Regions from separate parts of the Homo sapiens genome. Here region 1 is linked to region 2. Evidence: read pairs that join two places in POLR2A ChIA-PET (ENCODE). Cell type or tissue: GM12878. All regions are shown on one strand. Links, peaks and the distances in the headings refer to the core of each region. The heading gives the core; the rest is flanking DNA.

What was found. ChIA-PET counts read pairs that join two places held together with the same protein. Peaks named below come from ENCODE experiments on the same cell type or tissue, not always from the same donor. Only the 100,000 strongest peaks of a DNase experiment are listed, where the experiment ranks them.
Region 1: POLR2A ChIA-PET joins it to region 2 with 6 read pairs; 1 of 35 experiments calls an interaction of 5 or more read pairs at or near these places.

The regions. Positions count from the first base shown.
Region 1 is chr22:42,296,695-42,304,362 of GRCh38, reverse strand. It overlaps a transcript of TCF20 not described here. Among named protein-coding and RNA genes, the nearest start is that of TCF20, 30 kb to the right of the region's middle. RefSeq lists enhancers at 2,976-3,025, 3,036-3,145, 2,547-3,225, 3,226-3,904, 3,816-4,045 and 2 more. In GM12878, for the core only: no CTCF peak of the experiment used is centred there; a DNase peak (open chromatin) is centred at 3,395; H3K4me3 peaks cover 681 bases; H3K27ac peaks cover 1,063 bases.
Region 2 is chr22:43,004,419-43,011,444 of GRCh38, reverse strand. The region is part of intron 1 of PACSIN2 (protein kinase C and casein kinase substrate in neurons 2); the gene reads left to right. Among named protein-coding and RNA genes, the nearest start is that of PACSIN2, 7.2 kb to the left of the region's middle. RefSeq lists an enhancer at 3,721-3,790 and a silencer at 6,905-7,004. In GM12878, for the core only: no CTCF peak of the experiment used is centred there; no DNase peak of the experiment used is centred there; H3K4me3 peaks cover 233 bases.

The sequences.
Region 1 (7,668 bases), core at 1,357-5,356, 710 kb after region 2:
TCCCCACCTCCCTGTGCTCACCACCCTGTTGGGCTCTACCTGCCTCTCCTCCAATCTGTGCTCTATTTATGGAATTTCTAGGCGGGAATCTAGCACAGCTTTGATCTTTTCCGTGGAACGGGCAGCTAAGGCGGGGCGGGGGTGCTTCTGGCTGTATATTTTCTCCCTTAATGGGGTATTAAGTAGACAGCCCAGATGGGGATCTCCCAGTGGGAGGGGGTGGGGCACAGCCTGCTTCATATCAGCCTGAAATATGGCCCCATCACCGCCAAACCTCAAAGGACGCTACCTTTGGGCTGGCTGGGACCTAGCTTTGATGTTCTTGCGGCAGGGGGGTGGGGCAGACCTTCCCGGGCACAGCTAGACTGGAGTATGGTCTGCCAGGCACCTGGGAGAGAGTGGCCCCTCTTCACTCTTTCTCCTGCCTCCCCTTCCCCTTTCTCCATTCTCTCTTCTCTCTCTCCCCTCTCCCCCTTTTCTTTCCCCGCTCCCCTCCTCTCCACATTCCCCTCTCCCTCCCTCCCTGTCCCTAGCTCCCTGCCCCTCCTCCTCTCACCTCTATGCTTCCTCTTCTCCCCCAGTCCTCTTCCTCCTCCCTTTGGCCTGAGCGTTTTCCAAGCAGTGCACTCCCCTGCCATCCGCAGACCCATCTCCTCTAATCCGCAAGGGTCCCCTGGTGAATGTGTGGGCAGGGCACAGCTGAGGGTGGGAGTGTGGCTCCTTCACCTGGCTGGCCATCATGGGAGGAGATAGTTAAAGGTGAGGCCAGACAGTCCAGAATCCATTCCCAGTTCATGTGCTTATCAGGCAAGTTACTTCAGTTCTCTGCATACTCATGCCCTCGGCTGGAAAACGGTGTAATAGCTGCCCATGGGGTGTTGTGCAGGTTACAGAGCTCGACTGCAGAGTGCCTGGATCCCTGCCCTGCACCGAGCGAACGCTCGGAGTGTCCACTAGGATGAGCCGTTTCTGTCTGATCTGGGGCAAGGGCCTGAGCCGGACCTCTCTGAGCCTCGGTCTCCTCTGCACGATAGTGTGGATACCCCTCAGCTCCTCGGTACGCGTGGTGAAGACTAAATAAGATGATGCATGGCAGAACCTGGCACAAGGGGACATCCAGTAGATGGTTGCTTGGCCTGGCATGGTGGCTCACGCCTGTAATCCCAGCACTTTGGAAGGCCAAGGCAGGTAGATCACATGAGGTCAGGAGTTTGAGACCAGCCTGGCCAACATGGTGAAACCCCGTCGCTACTAAAAATACAAAAATTATCCGAGCGTTGTGTTGGGCACCCGTAATCCCAGCTACCTGGGAGGCTGAGGCAGGAGGATTGCTTGAACCCGGGAGGCGGAGGTTGCAGTGAGCGGAGATTGTGCCACTGCACTCCAGCCTGGGCAACAGAGCGAGGCTCTGTCTCAAAAAAACAATAAATGGCTGTGGTGGTGGTTTCCATGAATAGTCACCCCAGCATCTATTAAACCCGTGCCGTGTGCCAGGGCTGGAGGCTCTGGTTGAACCTGACGGGGTCCCAGCCTGAAGTTGCACCCAGGCGTGGGGCACACATTTGGGTAAAGAAATTGTTCCGGAACTACAGGATGGGAGGTGCTGGGTGGTCTGTGATTTGAGTGTAGTGGGTGGGGGGTTCTGGATAAGTCCTGCAGGGCAGGGTCATGGCCAGTGCCTGTTTCTGTTCTTCCTTCTTTCTTTCCTCCTTCTCCCTGCCCTGGCCCCACCATGTGAGACATCCAGGAATCCCACCAAGCAAGGACAGGGATGAAAGAGGCCGGTCTCTGTCTTTGCCTTCCACTGGCTGGTGACCTTGGCAAAGCCTCCTCTCCTGGCCTTGGTTTCTTCCTCTGTGAAAGGGGCATGGCTAGTGGCCTCCCTGCATGGCTTGGAGGCCAGTGGGTGGGGTGGGAGCTCTTTGAGGGTAGAGGAACGTGCCTCTCACCTCCCCCACCAAGGCTGCCTCTGTACGCTCAGCCCCCGCCCTTTGCTGTCCATGGCTGGAATTGAGAGAGAAGGCTGCCCACTCTATGGGTCCCCACAGAGACCGTCTCTTTTGTCCTAGAGACCCCCAGCTGCAGCCACCACCAGCCTGAGTGCCATCTAGTGTCAGTCCTGACTGTTGTGGGAGCCCCGGTCTCAGTTTCCCCATCTGGAGAAGGGGACTCAACACCCGATAGTGCCCTTAAGGCAGCATCAAGGCACCTGCCCAGTGAGGGGCCCCTCAGCTCTCCCAGACTGGCCCCTTTGCCTCCTGTCCCATTAGCTGTCCCTCCTTTGCCGGCTCTTGCTCTGGGCTAAGAGGTGGGTCTGTGCCATGCAGACCCATCAGGGGGTTCTCTCCCAGCTCCTCCAAGAGGCCTTTCCTCTGGGGGCTTAGGTTGAGGGACCTGCCTGAGGTCGTCCAGCTGTACTTGCGAGCCCTGGGCCCGGAATCCAGGCCTGCCGGCCCTGAGTCTTGCTCACACCAGCCCCCGTGGCCGTCCAGCCAAGCGGCTGTGCACTGGAGTGCTCCTCCTCGGAGAACTGAAATCTACCAGGGGAATGGCTGCCCATCTGCTCGGGTTTTGCCCGCTGGCAGTGAGAAAGGGAGTCCCCTGTTCCCCACGACAGACTTCAGGGAGCCAAGGGACGCAGCCAGGTCTCCCCAGCCTGCAAACATTGCTTCCCACCTTCCCTCCCTTGCTGCTCCCAGACCCCTCCCAAAGGTTTCCATTGCCCTGGAGCTACGCCAGGGAGCTCTGTCACCTTTGGCATGGCTCTTGCAGACACCTCCGCCTGTCGAATCACTTTGACTTAGGAAGCCCTGCTTTCTCCACCTCTGGGCCTGTGTGCATGCCACCTCCTTGGCTGGGAACAGTGTCCCCTCCTGTCCTCACCTTGCAGGTGGATTCCTCTTTGGAGGGACCAGGCCACGTGCCTTACCCAGTCCAGCCCCCACCATAGCCCCCTCACCCTGTGGTGGTGGTTGTGTGGTCACGTCTGTCTCCCCAAGGTGCACGCCTTGTCTGTCTGGCTCTCCTCTGTCTCCCTGGGGCGTGGCACAGAGTAAGTGCTCAGCAAACACTTGTTGAACCTATGAATGACTCCATCCTCGCCTTGTCCTGACAGCCCCATAGTGAAGATCTGAGCCGACCTCTCTCCTGCTTACACACCTCCAACGGCTCCCTAGTGCCCGCAAGATAAACTTCCGCATTTCTGAACCCCCACATCCACCTCCTCCCAGCCTTGCCTCTGGCTTCCAGCAGCCATTTACACCTCCACCCTGGTAAGTGCAGATGCCATGCTCTGCCCTAGGACCTTCCTTTGGGGAGACTCCCCTACCGCCACCCTACAGAGGTAGCTGCTTCCTCCTTGGAGGCCACACCTCTCTATCCTAAACACCCTCCCCTGTCCTGGCCTCTGAAGGTGGGGTTAAGGCTGACTCAGGGCCTTGGGGAGCAACAGAAGAATGAATGGTTGAATGCATGGTGCATTCTGCAGGTGGGGCTCGGGGGAGGGGAAGCTGCCCAGGTCTTGGCAGGGGGAGGAGGGAATGTCAGGAGTGGATAGGGAGGATGGGCTGAGCAGAGGCAAAGGCAGAGAGGCAGGCCTGGGTTAGTCATCAGGGTGATGAGTGGGGCTGAGTGTGTTGGCCCTGGGCTGGACGAGGGGTTTTCTGAGACCCTCCCCTGCCACTAACCTCCCTATACTTCCCTTTCCCAGCAGCCACAGCCCTGCCCCTTGGGCTGCTGACCGCAGGAGGCTTCAGGCATGGGAGTCCTGAGACCCCAAGTCTTAGCCCGCACCCCTTGAGCACTCACTGTGTGTGTCCCTGAACAAGTGCCTTTCCCTTCCTGGGCCTCAGTGCCCCCTGGGAAACAAAAGCGTTGCTGCCCACCATCAGAAGTGGGAGGTGACCGAGGTTCTGGGCCCCAGTCAGGACATGCTCTATTTGGCCCATGTGGCGCTTTTTTTCTTTTTTTTTTTAGTTTGAGCCAAAATTAAAACAGGGAAGTTTTCACATACAAATCTAGATTTCTGGCTTCTGTTGATATCTGGGCTGGCCCAGCCACGAGCTCTCACCGGCAGGAGTAGCTGGGTGGTCTTCACTCTTGGCCACCTGCCCAGCCTCCTAGCAGAGGCCCCAAAGCCCTGCCGCTCTCCTTGGGGGAACAGGTTTCAAAACCTGCCTCCCCTTACCCTGCCTTGAGATAAAACCGCATTCCCCTAACCCCCTGATATTCCAGACAATCTGCCTCGTTTTAAAATTCCTTCAGCAGCCCCAGGCCCAGCGGCTTCTACCAGCGAAGGAACGAAGGAACGAAAGGAACCAGGCTGCACGTGACTGCTTTGCGGCTGGGGAAGGCTTTGATGTTGCGGGTGATTTCAGCGCGCCCCTCCCCCTCCCCCTCCCCGCCCTTCCTTCCCCTCCTCTCCTTTCTTCCTCTGCTCCCTTTCCCCCTCCTCCTCCACCCGCTCCAAGCTTCCCTTCTACCCCTTTCTGTCTTTTCCCTCCTCCCTCCTCCCCTCCGCTTCCTTCTCCCCCTTCTCTCTTCCCCTCCCCCATCCCCACCACTTCCTCCTCCTCTGCTATTCTCTCTTACCGACCCCACTCCAGGTACCTGCTAATTGCACTTCCCTCCTGCTATTAATTACCTGACCTAGAGAGACCCCAGCCAGGTCACTCCTAGGAGGTCTTGAAGTGTTGGGGTGCGGGCAGGGGGGCCTGCGTTCGGGGAGAGGTACAGAGGTTGGAGAGCTGCTAGCTGGGACAGAAAGGCAAGAGGGACTGGTGACCAGTGGGACATGTGATTCCCCTCCACCCCCATTCCAGTTCCTCGGGGTTCCTGGGTGACCCACCACTGCCAGCATGTTCTGTTCATGAGGCCTTGAGGCCCCTTTGTCCTGGGGGAAATTGAGGCCCCAGGGCATTGGAGGTTGGCTAGGAGTGGGGAGGGGAGATGGGAGAGAGAGTCCATGGGGAGGGAGAGCAAGGTAAGGACTGTGTGAGAGGCAGATGGAGAGAGTGCCAGAGCAGGGGGCTGGATGTGGGGAGAGGGGCTGGGAAGGACCCTCAGTTCCTGCACCCCCAGCCAGACATGGCCTCACCTCCTTGCCGCCGTCCTCCCTGTGATTGTCCTCTGGGCTCACTGGTTGCTCTTGCTGTCTGCCTACCGCCCCCTTGCCCCCATCCTCCCGTGCCTTCTAAAGGCCAGAGAAGCCTGCAGGGCCAAGTCCAGATTTTTGGGGGTACCCCTCCAGGTCTCCGTTCCCCTCCACAGCAGGGGTCTGGGCAGGCGGTGGGTGTGGGAACCCTTGGAGCCCACCCATCACTGCCATGGTTATTCTCTGTTTCAGTTGGTCCACAGCTTCTAAGGCTGAGGACACACCAGTGGGTGCCTCCTCTGTGCTGGCCGTGGTGCCCGGCCCCTCCCTGCCCTGGGCCCTCTCGTCCTCCCCCGACTTGAGGCAGGGATGGCTCCTGGAGGCCGGGGCATTGGGCACGCTGGTTCTGGACTGTCCTGGGGAAGGCCTGGTGGGGAGGGGACTGCCTGCTGCTCTGGCCTCCAGGCTCTGGCCCATCCCTGCTGTGGTTTCTTTGGTCAAATTTGTCATCTAGGTGGGTGTCCCCACAAAAGGCAAGTGCAGAGATAGATGAAATTAGGGCAAACTTGCGACCATGCCAGCTGGTAGGCCTACTATGTGCCCAGCTATCCACAGGGGATGTGAGAGTGTTGCCTGTCCCACTGCCCCCTCCCCCAGCACCATCCGTGCAAAGATGAAGAGCCCAGGCTCAGGGAAGTGCCGAGACTTGACAGCAGGGCTGGGACCCAGGCCTTCTGCTTCGGGGTTCTGGGCAGGATGGTCTTCAGTGATAGCCAAGGAGGCTTCGGCCCTGGAGTCACCACCCCGGCATGTGCCTTGTTTTCCTCCTTGAAACCATAGTGACACTACTCCTGTCTCCCTAGAATAACTTCTCAGCAGCAGCTGCTGTCGCCTTCCACACCCAATGGGTGCCCCAACAACAGTCGGCCCTTTGGGTCAATCGCCCATGTGCCCACCTTCACCTACCCTCTCTCCAGGAGCACCTCCGCTGATGTCAAACCCTGCCTGTCCTCACTCATCCCCTGCTCCATCTCAGTTCTTGGATGAGTCGCTGGAAGCTGAGCCTTGGCTCTGGCTGAGGGCTCAGCCCTCCTCCGGGCTAGGGAATCTGGTGATAGGAGCACCAGGGCCCTGGGATTTGTGCCCTGATCAGCTGTGTGACTTTGGGCAAGTCACTGGCCCTCTCAGGACATGTGAGAAATGGAGACAGTGGTGATGCCTTCTCTCCCATGGGTTTGCTTTGAGTCTATTGAGAAGACAGATGCTGAAAAGCCCCACCACTTTGTACAGATGTGAGCAGCTGGGCTGAGCGGTCACCTTTGCACCCCCAGGCCCAGCCCTGAAACCAGCACATGTTCATCCTTGCCTGCTCTGCATGGGTGCCAGAGAGGAGCCCTGCTGTGAACCCTCCATGTGTTCCTTCCACCCTGGGTCTCATCTCCTCACCATCAGCCAGGAATGCTGGGCCCTGCCTGACAGGGGCCCCAGCTGGTGGGGGGATGCGACCCGAGGCCTTCTGTTGTGGTTTGTGGGGCAAGAGGGGAGTCCACACACATTTGTCTGAATTGTGTGGCTCAAGATTCTCTCTGGCCAGTATTTCCTAAGTCTGCCTGGTCTGGGTTGGGAGAAGAGGTTATGAAGGGGAAGCTCCTGGGGGCTGAGCTCGAGGCTCAGGGATCATGGGCTTTCATGGCTGACCCTGTGAACTGCCCCTCCCCAGTGTCTGGCCCCTCCAGCCCAGCCATGGGGCTCACCCAGCTGTGCCCTTGGAGGGTGCTCAGGAGGCAGTGGGGGATGGGAGAAGGTTGGGAGGGGCTCTGATGAGTTCTTGTTGCTGGTAAAAAGAAGGCACAACCAGTGTCCTTAGATTTACCGTCTAATGCAAATGAGGACCCACTCCTCATTCTTGCCGCTCCATGAATATGACCAACCCTTAAGCCAGCTAGGGAGTCTGACCTCTGCTCAGGCCTGGCAGGGGACAGGAAGTAGCTCCTCACCTGTTTTTCTTTTTTCAGCCCCCTGGTCAGTTCTACAGCGTAGCCCTCTCTGATCATGCCCATTTTCCAGATGGGCAGCCTCCTTGCCCAAGGTCGCCCAGCTGGGCCATCCATTGTGGGTATGGGCACTGAGGCCTGCCTGAACCAGTAGTGCATAGGGGTTGGGACACAGGTTCTGGGGCCCAAGTTTAAACTGACTTCTCCAGTTTGCTGTGTGGTTCTGGGTGGGTTACTGCACCTCTCTGAACTCAGTTGCCACATCTGTAGAGTGGGTTTAACTATAGCACCTTCCTTTGGAGAGATGTCAGTGCCGGAGTGCATGGAGCACCTGGCATGGAGTGAGTGCTTGCTGAGTGTCAGCTGTAGTTGCTGCTGTTTTTACTGTTATTTGACTTGAAAATCTCCCCCTGCTCCTCGTGCTGCTTTCTCATTCGCGAAAAGCTGAGCTGAATAAATGGCGACGGGGCCTCCTGGGTCCCCCTGCAGCGTGATTACATCCCTGAGCCCTGCTTGGGGCTGGCATCAGCAGGGCCCCCTTGTGGCTCGGGTGGTGAGGAGAAACTTGGCCCTGTCGCACTG
Region 2 (7,026 bases), core at 155-4,154:
TTACCAGATGCTCTCTGGCCACCTTCATGTGAACCTCCCAGCTGACTCGGGCCTGCTTTATCTGCCATCAGATTGTAATGGCAGCTTTGTGGAGGCCGCCCTGTAGATTATGCGATTAATGACCACATTCATGTGAGCAATAGTGCTGGCTTAGTTTTTTTCCAGTTAGGTTGTTTGGAATGGTAGCTGCATACCTGAGGGCAGTGCAGCAATGCCTTAGTTACGAAGGCAGTTTGCATTCCACAGGTAGAGTCTTTCCTTATGGCCAGGGCACTGATCCCTCACATACCAGAAAGTATCATTCGTCCCTGCCCCAGACAGACTCCAGATGCGTCCCAGTGGTGGTTCTTGGGATAGTTTTGTAGGAATTTCTGCAGAATTTTAGTGTTCAGATGAGTATGCTCTGTCTGTGGACTGGAGACAGGCTTCAAAGAATTCTCAAATTATTCTGCACAATACATCATTTTTTGGTATCTCTGCAGTTCCAAAGGTAACTACTTGAGGGACAGTGGCCACCAAAGAGCACAAGTTTTGACATTTTGATGAAAAGCACACATAAAACAAATAAAAACCACCTTTCCTTAAGTTACCTATTGAATTGTGCTTATTCCCATAAATGCATGTTCATCTGTTTGCTTAATAAAACTTAAAGCACCATAGAGTCTTTCTTGTTTCCTAGAATAAGGTCTTTTTTCTTTTCCTTTCTTGTCTTTTTTTGTTGTTGTTGTTGTTGAGACGGAGTCTCGCTTTGTTGCCCAGGCTGGAAGTGCCCTGTGGTGTGATCTTGGCTCACTGCAGGCTGCGCCTCCCGAGTTCATGCCATTCTCCTGCCTCAGCCTCCCAAGTAGCTGGGACTACAGGCGCCCGCCGCCACACTTGGCTAATGTTTTGTATTTTTAGTAGAGACGGGGTTTCACTATGTTAGCCAGGATGGTCTTGATCTCCTGACCTTCGTGATCTGCCCGCCTCTGCCTCCCAAAGTGCTGGGATTACAGGCGTGAGCCACCGTGCCTGGCCGGTCTTTTTTATTTTCAATTAAAAAAAAATATATATATATATGTATTTTTAAACAGAGATGGGATTCCGCCATGTTTGCCAGGCTGGTCTCAAACCCCTGGCCTCAAGTGATCCTCCCATCTCGGGTTCCCAAAGTGCTAGGATTACAGGTGTGAGCTACCACACCTGGCCTATTTTCAATCCTAAAAAAATCATTTGCGTGTTTCTTGATTTTAGGCACTGAACTAGACGGAGATGAGAATATAGAAATAATAAAATGGGGCTGGGCGCTGTGGCTCACACCTGTAATCCCAGCACTATGGGAAGTAAAGGAGCAGATCACTTCAGGTCAGGAGTTCGAGACCAGCCTGGCCAACATGGTGAAACCCCATCTCTGCTGAAAATACAAAAATTAGTCGGGTATGGTGGCGTGCGCCTATAATCTCAGCTACTCGGGAGGCTGAGGCAGGAGAATCACTAGAACCCGGGAGGCAGAGGCTGCAGTGAGCCGAGATTGTGCCACTGCACTCCAGCCTTGGGTGACAGAGCAAGACTCTGTCTCAAAAAAAAAAAAAAAAAAAAATAGAAAAAATAAAATGATGTCTCAACTATCAAAGACCTCGCAAGAAGCCTTAAAAATGATAAATAAGGCTAGAGATTTTGCTGTACCTTTGGAAAGTGCATGTGTGGTGGTTTATAGTACATATTCTGTGGCCAGATAAAATTTATATGATTATTTTTCCTCCCAAGAATATGAGATGACAGAGGGGGAGGAGCGTGGATGGAGACTAGGAGCCTTGGGCTCTTGTCCAGCCTTTCCCTGACCAACCCTGAGGTCTGGGACAATCAGCACAGAACTCCAGGTCTCAGTTTTCATATTTGTAAAATGAAGGACTTAGAGGACCTTCACCTTTTGCAAATCTGATAGCAACTGTGACCCCTTCCCACGAAGGGGGACAGCTTCATAGGCGTGGACCCAGATTAAGAACTGGATTATTCCATCTCTAAGCTCCCTCTCACCTGTGATATTCTGTAATCCTATTTTCCTGGTCATCTTTGAGCTAATAATAATGATGACTTGTATTTATAGAAGATGCACATTCCAAAGCACTTTCACCTCTCATTCTTTTGTCCTCAAAACATTTCTGAGTGGTACAGGTGGCAATAGATATTCCTTCCTGTGATGAAGAAAGTGGGCCAGGCTTGGTCAGCACGTTGATGGAGCAAACAGCCAGAGGCCGTCCTGGGACCAGAACTGGGGCTCCTGGTTGCCATCCTGGGGCTTTTCCATTAGGTTTTGCTTCCTTGGTGGTTGTCATTATGAGTTATGTTTGGCAGTTCAAATATCCCAGAATGTGTCACTCGTAGAGGAAACTATTTGTTCATCTGCCGGAAAGGACTGTTTTTCTCTCTGAATTTGGATCACTAAACACCTTTTCTGTATGTGAAAAGGCTACTTATTTGTTTTTGTTATTTTTTCTTGCCACATTTTTCATAGGGACAGTTTGTAGGGCTTGAGTGTTTTGAGCAGACTTATTTAATGCTTATTGATGAAAGAGTACATTAAAATGACTACTTCTCAGTTGCTTAGCACTTGAGAAAGTTGTGAAATAAATGTTAAGTAAAAATTCCAAATGTCTCACTTGTCCTATCCAAGTATGTCCTCACAGATGAGATGCTTTCTGCAGTCTAGGAGGCCCCTCCCTGGGCCCAGAGCCGCTGGGTGGGTTTGAAAGTTGGGTGTGGATTGTGCCAGTGGCCAGGACTGTCCAACAGTGGCTGCTTGTGGCCTTCTGGCTAGATTCCTAACATTTTATGGACTAATTTTTTTGGTTTATTGAAAGAGTACACATTCTGAGCTATATAAAGAGCTCATATATGTAAAAGAACACTGAACTTAGGCCGGGCGTGGTGGCTAACGCCTGTAATTCCAGCACTTTGGGAAGCTGAGGTGGGCAGATCACAAGGTCAGGAGTTTGAGACCAGCCTGGCCAATATGGTGAAACCCCATCTCTACTAAAAATATAAAAACTAGCTGGTCATGGTGGTGCGTGCCTGTAATCCCAGCTACTGGGGAGGCTGAGGCAGGCGAATGGCTTGAACCCAGGAGGCGGAGGTTGCAGTGAGCCGAGATTGTGCCACTGCACTCCAGCCTGGGCGACAGAGTGAGACTCTGTCTCAAAAAAAAAAGAAGACCACTGAATTTTAGAGCCTCACAGATGTTAGGTGGCTTATTTCTGATGAAAATAATCATAATAAAGATGTTTTTTATTTTTATTTTTTAAAAGAATACTTCTGATGTATTTCTGAAAGCTGTTTTGAATACTCAGACATGGAAGCTGATAGTACTGCACACAGCAGGCATCACTCAATGTGGAGTGTGTGTGGAGAATCCACCTGTCTTCCTGTTATGTCATGTGTGATGTGACTATTGATAGAGTTGCAGCCAGCTGGGGCACTCCATTAAGCTGCCCGTGGAAGTACCTGCTTTTTATTTTCATTTCACTCCCTGGACTGAGAGTGTTTGGAGGATATCTCAGTGGCTCATGTGGAGGGAGCATCTGTGGGTGGAAGGCAACAGGCAGGGTGAGTCAGAGGTAGTGGTCCTGGCCACTGCATGCCTGGTGCCCCTGGCTCTGCCTGCAGCTCTGGAATCCTGAGATAAAGATGATGGCTGCTCTGTAAAGGCAGCTCAGTATAGGCAGCAGGCCTGGAAACTTCTCTTTTCATTGTGGCGGTACCAGATAGTAGTGTGTACAAAGTACTGCACGACAGAGGAGGGCGGGTCTGACTGTCCTCAGGACACTACAGAGAGCTGACCTTCAGGGAAGTGACTTGGGAGGGATTGTGCCAGAGCCACAGGTGCTCTCCAGGTGGGGCTGACGTGAAGGACCATTCTGGGCAGAGCTACAGAGCTCTGAAGAACAAGGAGTGGCTGGGAGAGAGGGGTCACGCCTGTAATCCCAACACTTTGGGAAGCTGAGGTGGGCGGATCACTTGAGGCCAGGAGTTTGAGACCAGCCTGGCCAACATAGCAAAACCCTGTCTCTACTAAAAGTACAAAAATTAGCTGGGCGTGGTGGTTTGTGACTGTGAACCCAGGTACTCGGGAGGCTGAGGCAGGAGAATCGCTTGAACCTGGGGGCAGAGATTGCAGTGAGCCAGGATAGTGCTACTTCATTCCAGCCTGGGTGACAGAGCGAGACTGTCTCAAAAAAAAAAAAAAAAAGAACAAGAGGTGTGTGTGAGAGGGGCTGCTAGGGGCAGGGAAGGCTCCAGGTTATGACCTGCCTTATATTCTCCTGGAGGACAGTTCACTGGGGAGCAGTTTCTGGGTATTTAAAATACCGGGATGAAGATCTTCAGAGAAGCAAGATGTCAGTTGAGAAGTCAGGGATGCAGATGGGGGAGGGGTGATTCAGGTGACTCAATTTCACAAAGGTCACCTCTGTCTCTGGGAGTCTCAAGGATTGCCATCTGTGTTCCTAGGAAGCAGTGGCTCCACTCTAATGAGAAGGGCTTTTCGAGTGGGAATGGCCTCAGCCTTGACTCATTCTCTTAACCTGCATTTACGTGTTTGGTTGAGAATGCAGTAGCTGTGTGGGTTCTGCTTCTCTTTCTTTTTTCTTTTTTGAGACGGAATTTTGCTCTTGTCGCCCAGGCTGGAGTACAATGGTGCGATTTCGGCTCACTGCACCCTCCACCTCCCAGGTTCCAGTGAGTCTCCTGCCTCAGCCTCCCAAGTAGCTGGGATTATAGGCATGCGCCATCATGCCGGGCTAATTTTTGTATTTTTGGTAGAGATGGGGTTTTACCATGTTGGCCAGGCTGGTCTCAAACTCCTGACCTCAAACGGCCCGCCTGCCTCTGCCTCCCAAAGTGCTGGGATTTCAGGCATGAGCCACCGTGCCTGGCTGTTTCTCTTTCCATATGGTTTATGCTTACAGATCCTTGAGGTTAATATGTCACTTTCACTGTTAGTTCCTACAGAAGAAAGGTAATTTTGCAATAAGGTTTTGGAGGTTAGGAACATGGTTTTGGAGTCATACAGCCCTTGGGTGTGGGTTCGAGCTCCATCACTAGGTGACTGTGCGGCTTTTGGCCAAATGTTTCAATGTCTCCAAAACTTGAGTGTCTTAGTCAGTTGGGGCTGCTATAACAAAGATGCGGTGGCTTGTAAACAACAGAAATTTCCTTCTTACAGTTCTGTAGGCTGCAAGTCTGAGATCAGGGTACCAGCATGGTTGGGTTCTGAGGAGGGTCCTTTTTCATGTTGCGGATTGCTGACTTCTTATAGCTTCACATGACAGAAAGAAGGCGAGAGAGCTCTCAGGTACTTTTTATAAAGGCATGAGTGGCTGAGTGCAGTGGCTTATGCCTGTAATCTCAACACTTTTGGAGGCTGAGGCAGGAGGATCACTTGATGCCAGGAGTTCATGGCCAGCCTGGGTAACATAGTGAGACCCTATCTCAACAAAAACTAAAAAAAAAAAATTGTAAGGACACTAGTCCCATTCATGAGGGCCCTGCCTAATTAGCTTCCAAAGGCCCTACTTCCTAATGCCATCAAACTGAGGGGTAGAATTTCAACATATGAATTTTGAGGGGATCCATACATGCAGTCCTTTGCACCAGGATACTGAGAGCCCTTCCTCATAGGATTTTGGCGGGGCAGCATGAGGTGATGGACCCCAGGAGCCCAGCATGTGTGCCTGGTCACAGTGCTCATTCAGTCACTCTCCTATCAGTCTACGTAAGTGAATTTGCCAGCAAACTATACCTTTAAAGTGCCCAAAGTGATTTTATCCAGTTCTATTTAAAAATCCTTCCAGAACTTTTTGGACCTTTCCTTGGTGACTCGGGGTCACGGGTGTAGTCGCAGGTCATTGGTGTGGGTGAGGCCTCCTGCCCTGGCCCTGCATGGACTCCCCTCATATCCTGGCACTTACAGGGCCTGTCTTTCTCCCCACCACCTTTTGTAAGCTGCTGTTGGCACCTGGCCCTTTTGTTGGGGTAAGGGCCTGATGATGGTCATATCCTCCCTGGGTTTTGAGGGCAGCCTTGCCATGCAGAGAGGCCTTGCTCTCTTCTGGGTTGGTAATTCTCTGCCTGAGTTTAATGTGATGGATTCTAGAAAGCCTGACCCTGGGGTGAAGGGATGTTGCTTGACTACACGTAGTGACTCAGGATTGGAAGGGAGTACTGGTAATGATAGCTTATCCCTAGGTGATGGGAAATAGGACTTAGAAAGCAAATGATAAAGGTGTGAGCACTGCTCACCTGTGTGAAATTGTATTAAGATAACACGCAGCAGTGATAGTTAAGGCTTTAGAATTATAGGAAGTTTCTCCTTGTTTTCCACACAGTACCATTGCCCTTTTACTTTTAGATTAATGTTTAAGTAATAACTTTGTAATTAAAATAAGTATAAATAAAAAGAGCTTGGTTGTCTAGGCATTTGCATTTTACCAAGAAGCTTTCCATAGCCCTCATTTTGTTTTCAGGACAGCCTTGTTGATTTGTTTCCCTTTTCATTGTTTAGAGGAGAAAGAGAGTCAGAGCTAAAGGGGTGAGTGGTTTTGCCTGAGGCCACCTGCCAGGACCCCATATGGGCCTCTGAGCCCAAGCCCAGAGCGCCCAGGGAGGCCTGTGACGGGGCCTCTGCCTGGACCTGCAGGGTGGTCTTTAGATAGGATCAACTGTGTATTCTGAAGTTTCCTATTGAATGAAATGAAATCTTCTTAATGTAAAGTGATACCCAAACCGTAGTTTGTGAGCATTTTCATGTTTTAAACTGCATTTGTCTTTCATTATATTAAATTATGTTGTCGCCAACCGAGCGTGCCAAGATCATGAATTGTGGTCTTCAGAGGAACCACAGAGCAGGCAGTGCTCCCTGTACAGACGTCCAAGCCCGCTATTAGTGGGTTCTGTAGCTGTCTGATTGGCTGGAGCTGGCTGCCTGCTCGCCACTTAGCTCGCACGTGGTGATGCTTTAATTAAGCAATTGCGACCTTTGCTCCTGCAAAT